Regions from separate parts of the Homo sapiens genome. Here region 1 is linked to region 2. A link is a contact called in ENCODE Hi-C or POLR2A ChIA-PET data. All regions are on one chromosome and are shown on one strand. Each heading gives the region's core, a stretch centred on a gene start or an enhancer-like site at or near the end of the contact. The rest is flanking DNA. Distances are from core to core; before and after follow the strand shown. Region 1 holds the start of MAP1A (microtubule associated protein 1A). Region 2 holds the start of TMEM62 (transmembrane protein 62).

What was found. A loop is a pair of places that touch in the nucleus more often than their neighbours do. ChIA-PET counts read pairs that join two places held with the same protein, here RNA polymerase II (POLR2A). Pooled maps may share reads with other maps.
Region 1: a loop to region 2 is called in a map with no recorded cell type, with 2.6 times the contacts of the local background. The contact joins the enhancer-like site here to the promoter of TMEM62 in region 2. A Hi-C loop is called at or near these places in 1 of 37 single-sample maps with no recorded cell type and 6 of 50 pooled maps. POLR2A ChIA-PET finds 5 or more read pairs at or near these places in 1 of 52 experiments (activated CD4-positive, alpha-beta T cell).

Annotation. Positions count from the first base shown.
Region 1 is chr15:43,512,491-43,518,589 of GRCh38, reverse strand. It overlaps MAP1A (microtubule associated protein 1A), which reads right to left and starts at 982. Exons shown (of 6, transcript NM_002373.6): 1 at 890-982. RefSeq lists an enhancer at 1-507. Within about 2 kb of position 4,234, at least 4 of the 41 ENCODE cell types and tissues checked have a DNase peak (open chromatin) inside an H3K27ac peak, as active enhancers do.
Region 2 is chr15:43,130,541-43,136,160 of GRCh38, reverse strand. It overlaps TMEM62 (transmembrane protein 62), which reads right to left and starts at 2,575. Exons shown (of 14, transcript NM_024956.4): 1 at 2,179-2,575; 2 at 1,793-1,904; 3 at 512-649. The coding sequence starts at 2,358. It also overlaps the pseudogene SPCS2P1. RefSeq lists silencers at 1,706-1,917, 2,108-2,507, 2,728-2,787.

The DNA of each region.
Region 1 (6,099 bases), core at 2,985-5,484, 380 kb before region 2:
GCTCCGGCTCCAGCTCCGCCCCCACCCCCCACCCCAGCATGACAAGTCATTTTCTTGGCTGCTTCTGCATGGGGGGTGGGGATGGGGGGATGCAGAGAGAGAGAAGAAACTGGCTCCTCTGTTCAAGAGCCCCCATCTTGGGAAGAGAAGCAGAGATGAGGTGGGGGTAGGGCTGAGACTGGGAACCTGTGGGGTTGACACGACTGGAAATGCAGGGCAGCCGCTGGGGAGGGAGTTCTCCGTCTCCAGAGTGGCCTCGGCAGGGCCAGAAAGGGGGGTTTAGAGTCCCATTCTAAAGCTAGCCGCAGGGAATAGGGTGGGGGAGCCCACTGCAAACCGGTTGGTCTGTAAGGAGGCGCGTGCCACGTCTTAGTGACCCTTTCCTCCCTTCTTTTCCATAGTGTCCCCCACCTTCCCTTACTTGGCAAAAACTCACTGCCCTGCTCACCCCCAGCATAGGAGCAGCTGAGCAATCCAGCAGCTGACACCCAGGGGCCCTCCTATTAGGCACATTCCCATAACATCCCCCTTTCTCTCAGATTCTTCTGCCTCTGACCAGAAACATAGCCCCCAAACTCCTCCAGCATCCTGGGCTGTCAGGCAGAGCCAGTGGCACCACCCTCTGCTGCTGTCCCAGGCTGATTTCTCCCATCCCCGCCCAGCTGGAGAGGTGGACTGTCACAGCCCCTGGTGGCCTCTGGTTCTGGGTCCAGGCTGGGCCCACAGCCAGTAACGTTCATCTTCTCTCTCCATTTCCCCATCCTGCCTACTGCCACTGGGCTAGTTCTAGATGTGCCAGATTAGGTACCAGCACCCTTTCCATGACCCCCATCCCACCTCCCTATCACAGTGTACCCCCACATGCCAAGCCCTTTGGTTCGGTTCTTACCCTGGGGTGTAGGAGGAAGCCTCTCATGGAGGCGGCAGCTCCGGCCTCAGCCGGCAGCTTCAGGGAAGAGTCTGCAGCACTTAGGGTGGGAGTGGGGCGGGCGGTGGGGGGGGGAGGGGGGTGCTTGATGAGGAGGGCGGCGCCAGGGCGGGGAAGAGGGGCTGGTCCGTGACGAGGCACTGGAGACTTAACTGTTTCTTTGCCTTCACGACGTCTGAGCTCCAGTGCTTTTGCTTGGCTCTGTGGGGCTGAGGGATTGTCTAGCAGCTCAAGGAGCCTCTGCAATGTCCTATGGCCCATAGGACCTTTCTCTCCCAACCCTGCTTAGTTAGGAAATATTCTTTTGGCATCAGCCAAAAGACCAAAGCCCCATGCTAGGGCACAGAGCGAGGCTATAGGAGGCATGGGCTGCGTGGGCTCTCCCCCTTCTCTTAGAAACCATCTGCTGCCTCTCTCCTCAGATGGATCCAGGGAGTGACCTTCAGTCCCTGGAGGAGCAGGAGACAAAGGCTGGGGGCCCAAAAGCATGGGGTAGGTGTGGGGAACTGCTTAAGACAAAGGTTGGGGATGCAGAGATGTGCTGCCTTCTTCTGAACCTCAGCACTACAGAAACCAAGGAGGGCAGAAATAAGTCTTATTTTAGGGTTAGAGGGTAGTTTGAAATTCCGGAGTGGACACATGGTCCCTAGCCTGTTGGGGTGGGGCACAGGGACCCTGAGAGCTACATGAAGTTTCATGGGAATGCAGCATAACACAGTAACCACACAGGCACTGATTCTTGGGATTCTTGAGTCATTGGATATGAAGAGACAAGTCCCTGAAGGGACAGGGAGCTTTCTGCCTTACAGTGAAGGAGTTAACAAGGACCAAGAAGGATCACCAGGGCCTCCGGCCCAAGCAAGGTTGTAGGCCAATTATTAAATGTAACAGAAGTACTCTTTAGATTAAAAAAACCCTATAATGACTTTGTAGGGTGATTGGGTTCTTGCTCTCTCCTTGTCTCTTTGCTGTTTCTATATTATATTATTTGGATCTTTCTAATGTTGATCCTGTTTCCCTTAGTCTCTACCTCCATCTCAGATTTAGTAAAGCGCTCTAGGACTCAAAGGAAGAATCTGGAGAGTGGTAGCACTTCCTTCCAACCCGAGGATGCTCATGCTCTTACATAGTCCTTCCCTGCCCTCTTCCCATCCACCCTCCCCAGTTTGGCCAGCTCCTAAGGCCTTCCTCACAATCACAGCCACCCACTCACACCCAAACACTAGCCCCACCCTTGCCCCAGGCTGCCAAGAGTTACTTTTGAAGGTCAGAGAAGCCAAAATAGTCTGTGCTCTCAGCATCCCCCATCCCCCCTTAATTGCAGCCAGAGGAGAGGAGGAGCTGAGTCACTAGTACTCTTGGGGGTTGAGGGGACAAAAGGGGAGCAATCCTTGCTTAGATCCGGGGATGCAAATCTGCGACAATGGCAACAACCCCGTTTGGGTAGAAGCGGCCATCTGCAGAGATACACAGGGAAAACCAGGCTGAGTTCTGAGCATCACAAAAGGGAAATACCCCTCTTCTGCAACTTCATCGTTCTTATTTCCTCCCACCTCAAGCCTTCTATCTCCTCCCTGCTTTCTAGGGCTTTCTGGAGTGTGTTAGGAGGGAAACTTAAGTAGACATTTAGTTTACGAACAAAATAACATTTCCCAGACCAATACAGAGCCCACCCATATTCTCAGCTGCCACCCCCAAGGGCCACACCCTGGGCATGGTGCCAACTCACAGTGGAGTTTTCCTTCAGCCTTCACCCTCTGAACAGCTACCCACCACAACCAACTCTCCACCTGCTGTATTCCTAGGCTCTGCTGCAATGAAATGGTGAGATGCCAAAGAAGAAAGAGAGGCTTGAGCTGAGCTACAAAGTAAGATATGAAACCCTGGATTTGAGACTTGATCCACCATTTTACTAATCATGCTGCTAAACAAGAGACTTAACCTCTCTCAGAGCCTACTTCATAAACTATGAAATGAGTATAATATTAGTACCATCCTCCGATAATGCTGTGAGGTTTGAATTGTATAAAAGATGAAAAAAAAGCTTCTTCATTCCTAGACTTCCAAATCTGCAATGTACAAATGCCACTGGAAGTCTTTCTCCCTTTTGTGGAAGATTTCTGAGAGGTCATCTAGGTGATCAAGGAAATCATAAATCAGGATCTCAGACCAGATCAACTCTGGAGTACTCTTAGCTCCCAGGTAAACCCAGAACTAAAGATGCCTGCAGTATGAGATTTGAAGTCCTATTCATGTCCTTGCTTTCCCATTTCAGACAGCAATGCAGACCCCGGTTCCAGGGGTTAATGAGCTGCTGTATTAATTCAGGGTAACTGTTGTATTGGTAGAAGTAATAGAGCTATCACTTCCTAAGTCCGTCAGTGGAAATGGAGAGTCAGACCGAAGGCCTCCAGACTGGTCCCTCAGCCTGTATTTTTATTTATTTATTTATTGAGATGGAGTCTAGCTCTGTCGCCCAGGCTGGACTGCAATGTCATGATCTCAGCTCACTGCAACCTCTGTCTCCTGGGTTCAAGCAATTCTCCTGCCTCCCGAGTAGCTGGGATTACAGGTGTGCACCACCACCCTCGGCTAATTTTTGTATTTTTAGTAGAAGAGGGTTTCAACATGTTGTCCAGGCTGGTCTCAAACTCCTAACCTCAAGTGATCCACCCACCTCGGCCTCCCAAAGTGCTGGGATTACAGGCATAAGCCACCATGCCCGGCCCTGTGTTTTTTAGAGTCTTAGAATATTAGTTATGAATTATAAGCCCCCTTCTATTTCCTATAGGTATCCAATAGTAAAAGAATCAGAGAGTTATTGAAACTCAGTTTTCCACTGTCCTAATTGTTTCTGAATTTGTATTAGAATGCTCGGAAGATCCAGATTTTTTGTAGGGGTTAGAAAGTCACCACTGGAGAGACTACCTGGTGCAAAAATCACCTTTGAAAGCTTTTACCAGACTTGACCACTAGAAGGAGCTGGGCCACTGACTCTTTATCAGAGGGTCCCTTCTTTTCTGTGTGTGGGTATGTCAATGTGGAGGGGGCAGTGCCTAGGAATAAGTGCACTCTCCTTGTCACTGTAGGATACATTTTTGTCTGCTTTCTCAGCATTTTGGCCCAGGGCTTGAGGATAGGTGATAGGAATGGTGGCCCAGCCTGTGGGGTAGTCAAGCCATAAGGCACTAGCATATCCCCTTGAGCTCATCCCAGCTGCCTGGTCCCCTTTGCGTCCTCACTAACAGAAGGCTGGAGGGAGGGGCAGTGTCTGCAGCTGCTCTGGGCTGACTGTTGTTTGTGGGGACAGCTGAAAGAGGAGCCAGCAGGGGTGGGGCTGTGGCTGTCTTGAGCTGTGTGGGTTTTTCCAGGAAATTCTCTACTATTCTCCTGTGACATAGACAGACCATGATAAAAATGTCCAAACCTAAAAATATGCAGTATGCCAAAGTAAGCTCTGATCTAGGGTACATGGCCCTAAGCTCCTTGAGGACACCACAGACAAACTCTTTGATGGAAAGGGCCTAGTAGGTGTTTATATATCAATGCTCATTTCTAAGAAGTGCCTGAGAATAACTATGTTCTCTCTGTAAGTGTCTTCCCAAGTATCGCTGCATCTTAATCTGAAGAATGGCTAAGTACTTTGGTTTAACTTCTTTTCATTTCTTACATTATTCCAGAAAGCAGCCTACTCTCAAGTCTCTGTAGCCAAAAGGACAAGGTTAGAGCATTCAGTGTGAATTATTAACATCAGCAGATAATCCCCAAACTTCTGTTCAGTCATTAATTTCATCCTCTGTCATCCCTGTATCTGGCCTTTCACCAAAGCTCCTAGGAGTACTAAGTGGTAAAACTGCCGATTTTCATCATTAGGGATAAATGGAGGAAGCCATGACATGAGTAATTCTAAACAGAAACATTCTCAAAAGAGTGAGTAGCCTGCTTTACAGGAAGCCAGTCACATCAGGAAGATGTCAGCCTCACATATATTAATATAAAATTGCTGTATATATTCCTAGGCTAATGGAGCTTTAGTCATATTAGCCTTATTTTCTCCAACTTCCTAGCAGCATCTATAAGTATCAGTGATCAGGAAGTGATCAAAGATTTGGCAGTTAGGAGCAGTGGAAAAGGAGGAGAGATAATTAAGGAAAGGTGACTACTATACTGAGTAATTGAGAATTATCTGTATAAGACATGAATTCAATCATTCAGTTGCAGTGGCTGTTGACCTGGATGGATTTTATATTCCACTAAGCTGATGGATTGGTGTGTCAACATTTTCCAGTAACATGACTAGATGCCTAGCTCCTTTTTCTTTTTTTTTTTTTCCTGAGATGGAGTTTCACTTTTGTTGCCCAGGCTGGAGTGCAATGGCACGATCTTGGCTCACTGCAACCTCTGCCTCCCGGGTTCAAGCGATTCTCCTGCCTCAGCCTCCTGAGTAGCTGGGATTACAGGCATGCACCACCACGCCCAGCTAGTTTTGTATTTTTTAGTAGAGGCGGGGTTTCTCCGTTGGTCAGGCTGGCCTCGAACTCCCGACCTCAGGTGATCTCCCCGCCTCAGCCTCCCAAAGTGTTGGGATTACAGGTGTGAGCACTGTGCCCGGCCTTAGTTCTTTTATAATAGCATGTAGAGCTTTCCGTAGTCACCTCACAGACATCTGTCATGGAATGGTAGTGCCTAACATCTTATTTTCTCAAATCTCTAACCCACCCATTCCTCCCACCCAGCAGAATGGGAAACTGCATTATGTGAGCTTTGATCTGGGCCAAATCTCAGAGTACAACTTGATCTTGTAGCAGTAAATTCAGGAGCCCCTCCTTCCACTCTGGATTTGATGGTGCCCATCATCATGTAAGTACCAAGATTCTGCTCTGCCCTGGAGATCTGTTGGCTAAGCCGAAGCAGGAACCAGAAACCCTGAAACCTGTGCAGCCTAAATAAAAATGCTAAACAAGGGTCAAGGAAGATGAATGGGGGATTCTGGGGTGTCTGTAAAGGGAAGCAGGGAGACCCGGGGTATGCAGAAAGGGGAACACAAATGAAGAGAGTGAATTTTTGCGTGAGAGATGATTGATCACTAAGAGGAGTCCCTCATTTCTTTAGTGCATGTCAACAGCTATCCACAAACAACCCTCTTCTCAAGGAGAAGTTATGTTCTCCAG
Region 2 (5,620 bases), core at 1,326-3,825:
CAGTATGCAGACTTACGGGTTTGCCTTCTTTCACTTAGCAAAATGTATATTTATTAAAACATCTGTCTGCATGAGTTTTGCTAAAACTCATATTTTTTCCATGTACAGAAAAAAGGACTGGGGGATGGGGGCAGGGGGAGGGATAGCATTAGGAGAAATACCTAATGTAGATGACAGGTTGATGGGTGCAGCAAACCACCATGGCACATATATACCTATGTAACAAACCTGCACATTCTGCACATGTATCCCAGAACTTAAAGTATAATAATAATAATAAAAAAAGAAGCAGCATATGTCACAAAAAAAGGACCATACCAATTGTCATCTCAAAGGCTAACAATGACATTTGAAGTTTTAAAACCACATTATATAGTTGTATTTCAGAGATGTGACCTTTAGTATATGTAAATGTCCCACTTTATAATTTTACAATCTAAGTTGGAAAATCTAGGTTCCTGAAGGGGGAAAAAAACTCTTGTCTTTATTGTATCTGGCTCTTGGCTCTTACCATGATTTCCTTTGATATCCAGCCACTTGGTTTTTTCCATGACTCTTGTCTTCTTCAGAATACCCTGGTAGGTTTGCCATTCTACCTCATGCTGCCTGGATCCCAACTGTTCCTTTGTTTTGGCATCTGTCAGGTCTCCTGTAGGTTTACACAAGAATTGAATCACAATGCAAAATAAACTACTGGGGGTTCCATTTTTTTTAGATATGTACACTGAAGGAACAAGGATACTTAAAGCACTCAACGTGTATAAGCATAACTGCTCACGAGACCACCAATGTCCAAATCGAGCCATCTAAACTAACAAGATTTTCTCAGCAAGGACTTTGTTTCTTATAGGTTAGCAAATGCCTGTTCAATCTCCTGTGATATTCGAAATGGGTTGTTAAAAAAATCTTTAAAGAGAACAGTACAAAATGCATCAATAGACTCTGATAAAATGAAAATGATTTATAAGAAATTCCAGTACTCTGAGTGGCTGCCTAATATCTATGGCAACCATATTTTCCAAACCACAAAATCAGAATATGTGATTTGACCAAGTATTATTTTTACAGCAAGAAGCAATGTGGCAGGTGGAATTGGACAACAAAATACCAAAATTTATAGAGAACTAAACAGAAAACTTTTTATGGAGGCTCATCCATTAAATCAGAACTGATACCCTTTCATGTCAGCAGAGATGCTTCAATAAGGTGGATGAGTGATGAATTCCCCAGTAAGCAAGATAGATAGATGCTCCTTTAGCTTCTTCTCCCCATTACAGTTTGAAAGCAAATAAAGTGTTTGAAGAGTCTAGAAAACTTAAGTCATAAAACTATCAAAGGATGAAGAAAAAGTGCCCTGGGTCACCGGAAGCCTCAAACAACTGAAAATATAAGATTAATAATGTAAAGAAAATAGAAAAGTTAGCAAAAGAAGAGAACTTCTGATTCGTGGTTACAGGCTTTTCCCTAATTCTCACAACCAGAACTGTAACAACAACAAGAACAAAAACCAGATACAAATATATCAGACAACAGACTGACATGAGAACCAGGAGCCTTGCTTCTACTGCTTTGACAAAACCTTGCTACGTCAAATCATTTTGCCTGGATCTTGACTCATTCAGTTATCCATAGGCAAAGGGGTTAGAATGTCCAATCTCTTCCACCTCACAGAGCTCACCTGGGGCTGTGGCTATACTGCTCCCAACGTCCCCAAAATGAAAAGCCACAGCCCTGGCTAGAGTTCTACCATGCGGACCACAGACCACCACCACAGCACGGCAAGCCTCCCTACCTGTTGCTAGGACGAGAGCTGGTTGAATGATGTCAATAGTTTCAGAACAGAATTTCTCTAAGTCTACCGCTCTGCCTGGATCTCGAAACCTGCTCAGGTGAATGTCGGATATCTGCCGAAAACAGGTATTGAACAGAGAGATCTGAGCCAGGAAGAGGCAGCATGGGGAGGGGCGGCTCAGCGGCTCTCTCGGGCAGAAGGAAAAGGCAAAGAGGCAATGCATAACGAACCCCCCAGGTAAGGACAGGGCCAGCACTAGACAGAGCCTCGAGTTACAATCTGACTGAGGTCCCCAGCCTGGAGCGTGGGGCCCAACACCCGCAAGGGTCCCACCGCACGGTGCCCGATCTGCACCTGCCTCCCGGCCCGGCTTCCCGCCGCGTCACCTGCAGGCCCCAGAAGATGTTGCTGTCTCCGGGCCCTGGCGCAGGGTGCGGCCTCCTGGGGGGCGCGGGGCGCGGCAGCGGCGAGGGCTGGCCCGCCAGGCCGTAGTGCTCCAAGAGCATGGCCACCAGCGCTGCGGCCGCCAACCCCGCGACCACCCTGAGAGCCAGCACTGCAGCCATGCCGCCCGCCCGCCGGGGCGCGGCCCTCGCTGATCCCGCGCAGGACCGCGCGGCGCTCCCGGGAGCCGCTTTGCCTGCACTTCCGGACTCTATTGTCGCAGGGCCAGAGCTGGATGCGGGGCCGGCGCCGGATGCGGGGCTGGAGCCAGACACTGGGCCTAGGGTGCTGCGCCCGTCAGCCGCCGCCCAGCACCTGCCCCTCTCTGGCCGCGCAAGTGACTGGGCTCGTTTTGCATAAGTAATACGATCACAGAAAAGAGAACCGAAACTCTGAACACCAATGACGGTGGCCGAGTGGTGGCGGGGAAGGAGACCGGGACCAGTGGCCGGGAGGCGGGGGCTAGAGTCCTGGCTCCGCCTTGGTCAGTCACTCCTGACCTCAGTGGGTCGATCTCCTTACCTGTAAAACGGAGTTAATAACACCTTCCGTGCGCACTTTGCAGGGTTGTTGTATCAAAGTGAGAATGTATGAGAACGCCTTTTAAATTGTCTCACAAATGTGTCAGGTGGCTTCCTCTGGCCCCTTCTGATTATTAACGTACCTCCATAGGTTTTCTTTTCTTTCTCTTCCCCTTCCCTCTACCATTCCCCTTTCCTTCACTTCTCAGACAGGGTCTCTATCCCCCAGGCAGGAATGCAGTGGCGCGATCATGGCTCACTGCAGCCTCGACCTCCCTGACCTTAAGTAGCTGGAATTACAGGCTCGCACCACCACGCCCAGCTAATTTTTTAAATATAGTTTTTGTAGAGACTGGGATCTGTCTGTGTTGCCCGGGCTGGCCTCGGAACTCCTAGGTTCAAGCGATCCTCCCGCCTCCGCCTCCCAAAGTGCTGGGACTACAGGCTGAGCCACCGCGCCCGGCAGCATAGGTTTTCTATAGATGTAATTCCTATGTTTTGTGAAAGTTATTTTTCCCTTAAACTGATTTCACATGCACCTGAGTAAATAATATTGCAACACGGTAGTATACCATTCATTTAATAAGTATTAAATACTTCCTATGGGCCAGACCCAGGAGAATTAGATTCAGCCCTACCTTAATTTATCTAACAACTCCCTTATTGTTGATTTTTTAATTGTTTATTATATATTGCTGTTCTGAGTAATTTTTTTCACGTCTTCCCTTTATTGAAAAAAATTTTAGAAAATGGCAGTTAATAAAAGGCACAAACAAATCAACAGGGATATACTAGTGGAAAACACAATATAAAACTAACATGTCATTGGCTTCTTTAATTGGTTAAGAGCACAAAATGTAACAGGCAAAAGGTCTGTTTCAAACAAATTAAAAAGCTATGTGTTTTTTAAATTCTCCCCAAATCAGATATATACACACCCACAAAAATAGTGTGTGAAGGAAAACTGTCATACACAAGAAGTCGTATCCTGAATTCTTCAAGGAAATACATGTGGAAATAGGAATTAACAGAGTCAGCAACAGATTAATTTTTTATTAATTGAGTCTTAAAATGCTACATAGCCCAAAGCTATACTATATAAAGTACTACTAGGTACAAAGGAAAGTCTGTACAGCTTTTAGCAAAACTGCTTTCCCAGAAAAGCAAATTAAAATAATGCAATCAGCAGACCCAGGAGACTACAGCTAGACATCAGAGCTACAACTTCTCATATCTCTCTCAGAAAATCCTATTTATCCAGAACAGACTAAAATTTCAGGACAAAACAGGGATTTTTAAACTTTTTTTACTTTATCCATTTTAAATTCTTTTTATCTCCCCCACCCCACAAACCAGTAATTCAGCAAGATCCAACAGAAAGAGGGCTACTTTTAGAATTGGCTATTTTATTTTTCTTTTTTTTTTTTTTTTTTTTTGAGACGGAGTCTCGCTCTGTCGCCCAGGCTGGAGCGCAGTGGCACGATCTCGACTCACTGCAAGCTCCACCTCCCAGGTTCAGGCCATTCTCCTGCCTCAGCCTCCCCAGTAGCTGGGACTATAGGCACGTGCCACCATACCTGGATAATTTTTTGTATTTTTTAGTAGAGACGGGGTTTCACCGTGTTAGCCAGGATGGTCTTGATCTCCTGACCTTGTGATCTGCCCGCCTCGGCCTCCCAAAGTGCTGGGATTATAGGCGTGAACTACCGCACCCGGCCTTATTTTTCTTTCTACGGCGAGACTGTCATGGAGCTTGGATATTTCAGGCTCATGTGCATCCATGACCAGTGTCCCACTGTGGTCAAAAAACTTAGCAATGGACTTGGTGAATTCGGCTTCCCGCTGCTGCTTTGTTCTCCCACTGATGAAGGTCAGCTTAGAGGTGTATTTGTCATCAAACCTTTTAAGACTGGAGGACAGTTGCCAAATATCATCAGGATCCATTCCTATAGGATCTTTCCTGTGGGCCACAAGAAAGATGCTCCTCTCCTTATATGAGGTATAAATGGTCAAAATCCCCATCATCATAAAATAGGATATGACGCACAAAGCCAAAATGGGTTTGGACTATGGAAAGGGGTGCATATAATCCCAAATCAAAGCCACTATGGCAAAGAAACAGGAGATTGTACAGATGGTAAGGCGACCATCAATGAGACCAAAATTCTCCACATATTTGTATTTTTCCAGAAGTAACTTTTTGGCAGAATCATCCAAAGAGTTTTTCACAGCTAATCCATCCCACTTGTCAATTTTTACAGGCTTATCATCTGTCTTCCACTTATCCAACAAGCTGCTATGGCCACTGCCTGTGCCGCACCTGGAACCACCGCCAGCCCCACTACTGCCTCCACTACCACTGGTTCTCCCACCCTGATCAGCTGCTTGCTGCTGCCATCTTATCCGCTTCTGCCTGTTCTGAGTAAATGTATACACGTGTGTGTGTGTGTATATATATATATATATATATATGTTGTTTTTTTTTTTTTTTTTTTTTTTTTTGAGACAGAGTCTCGCTCTGCCACCCAGGCCAGAGTGCAGTGGCGCCATCTCTGCTCACTGCAAGCTCCACCTCCCGGGTTCATGCCATTCTCCTGCCTCAGCCTCCTGAGTAGCTGGGACTACAGGCACCCGCCACCATGCCCGGCTAATTTTTTGTATTTTTAGTAGAGACGGGTTTTCACCATGTTAGCCAGGATGGTCTCAATCTCCTGACCTCGTGATCCACCCGCCTTGGCCTCCCAAAGTGCTGGGATTACAGGCATAAGCCACTGCGCCTGGCTGAGTGAATATTTTTACACAAGTAGTGCTCTTTAAAAAAAACTCCCTTTGAGTTTTTTCCTTGGGGCATGTTGTCAGTATT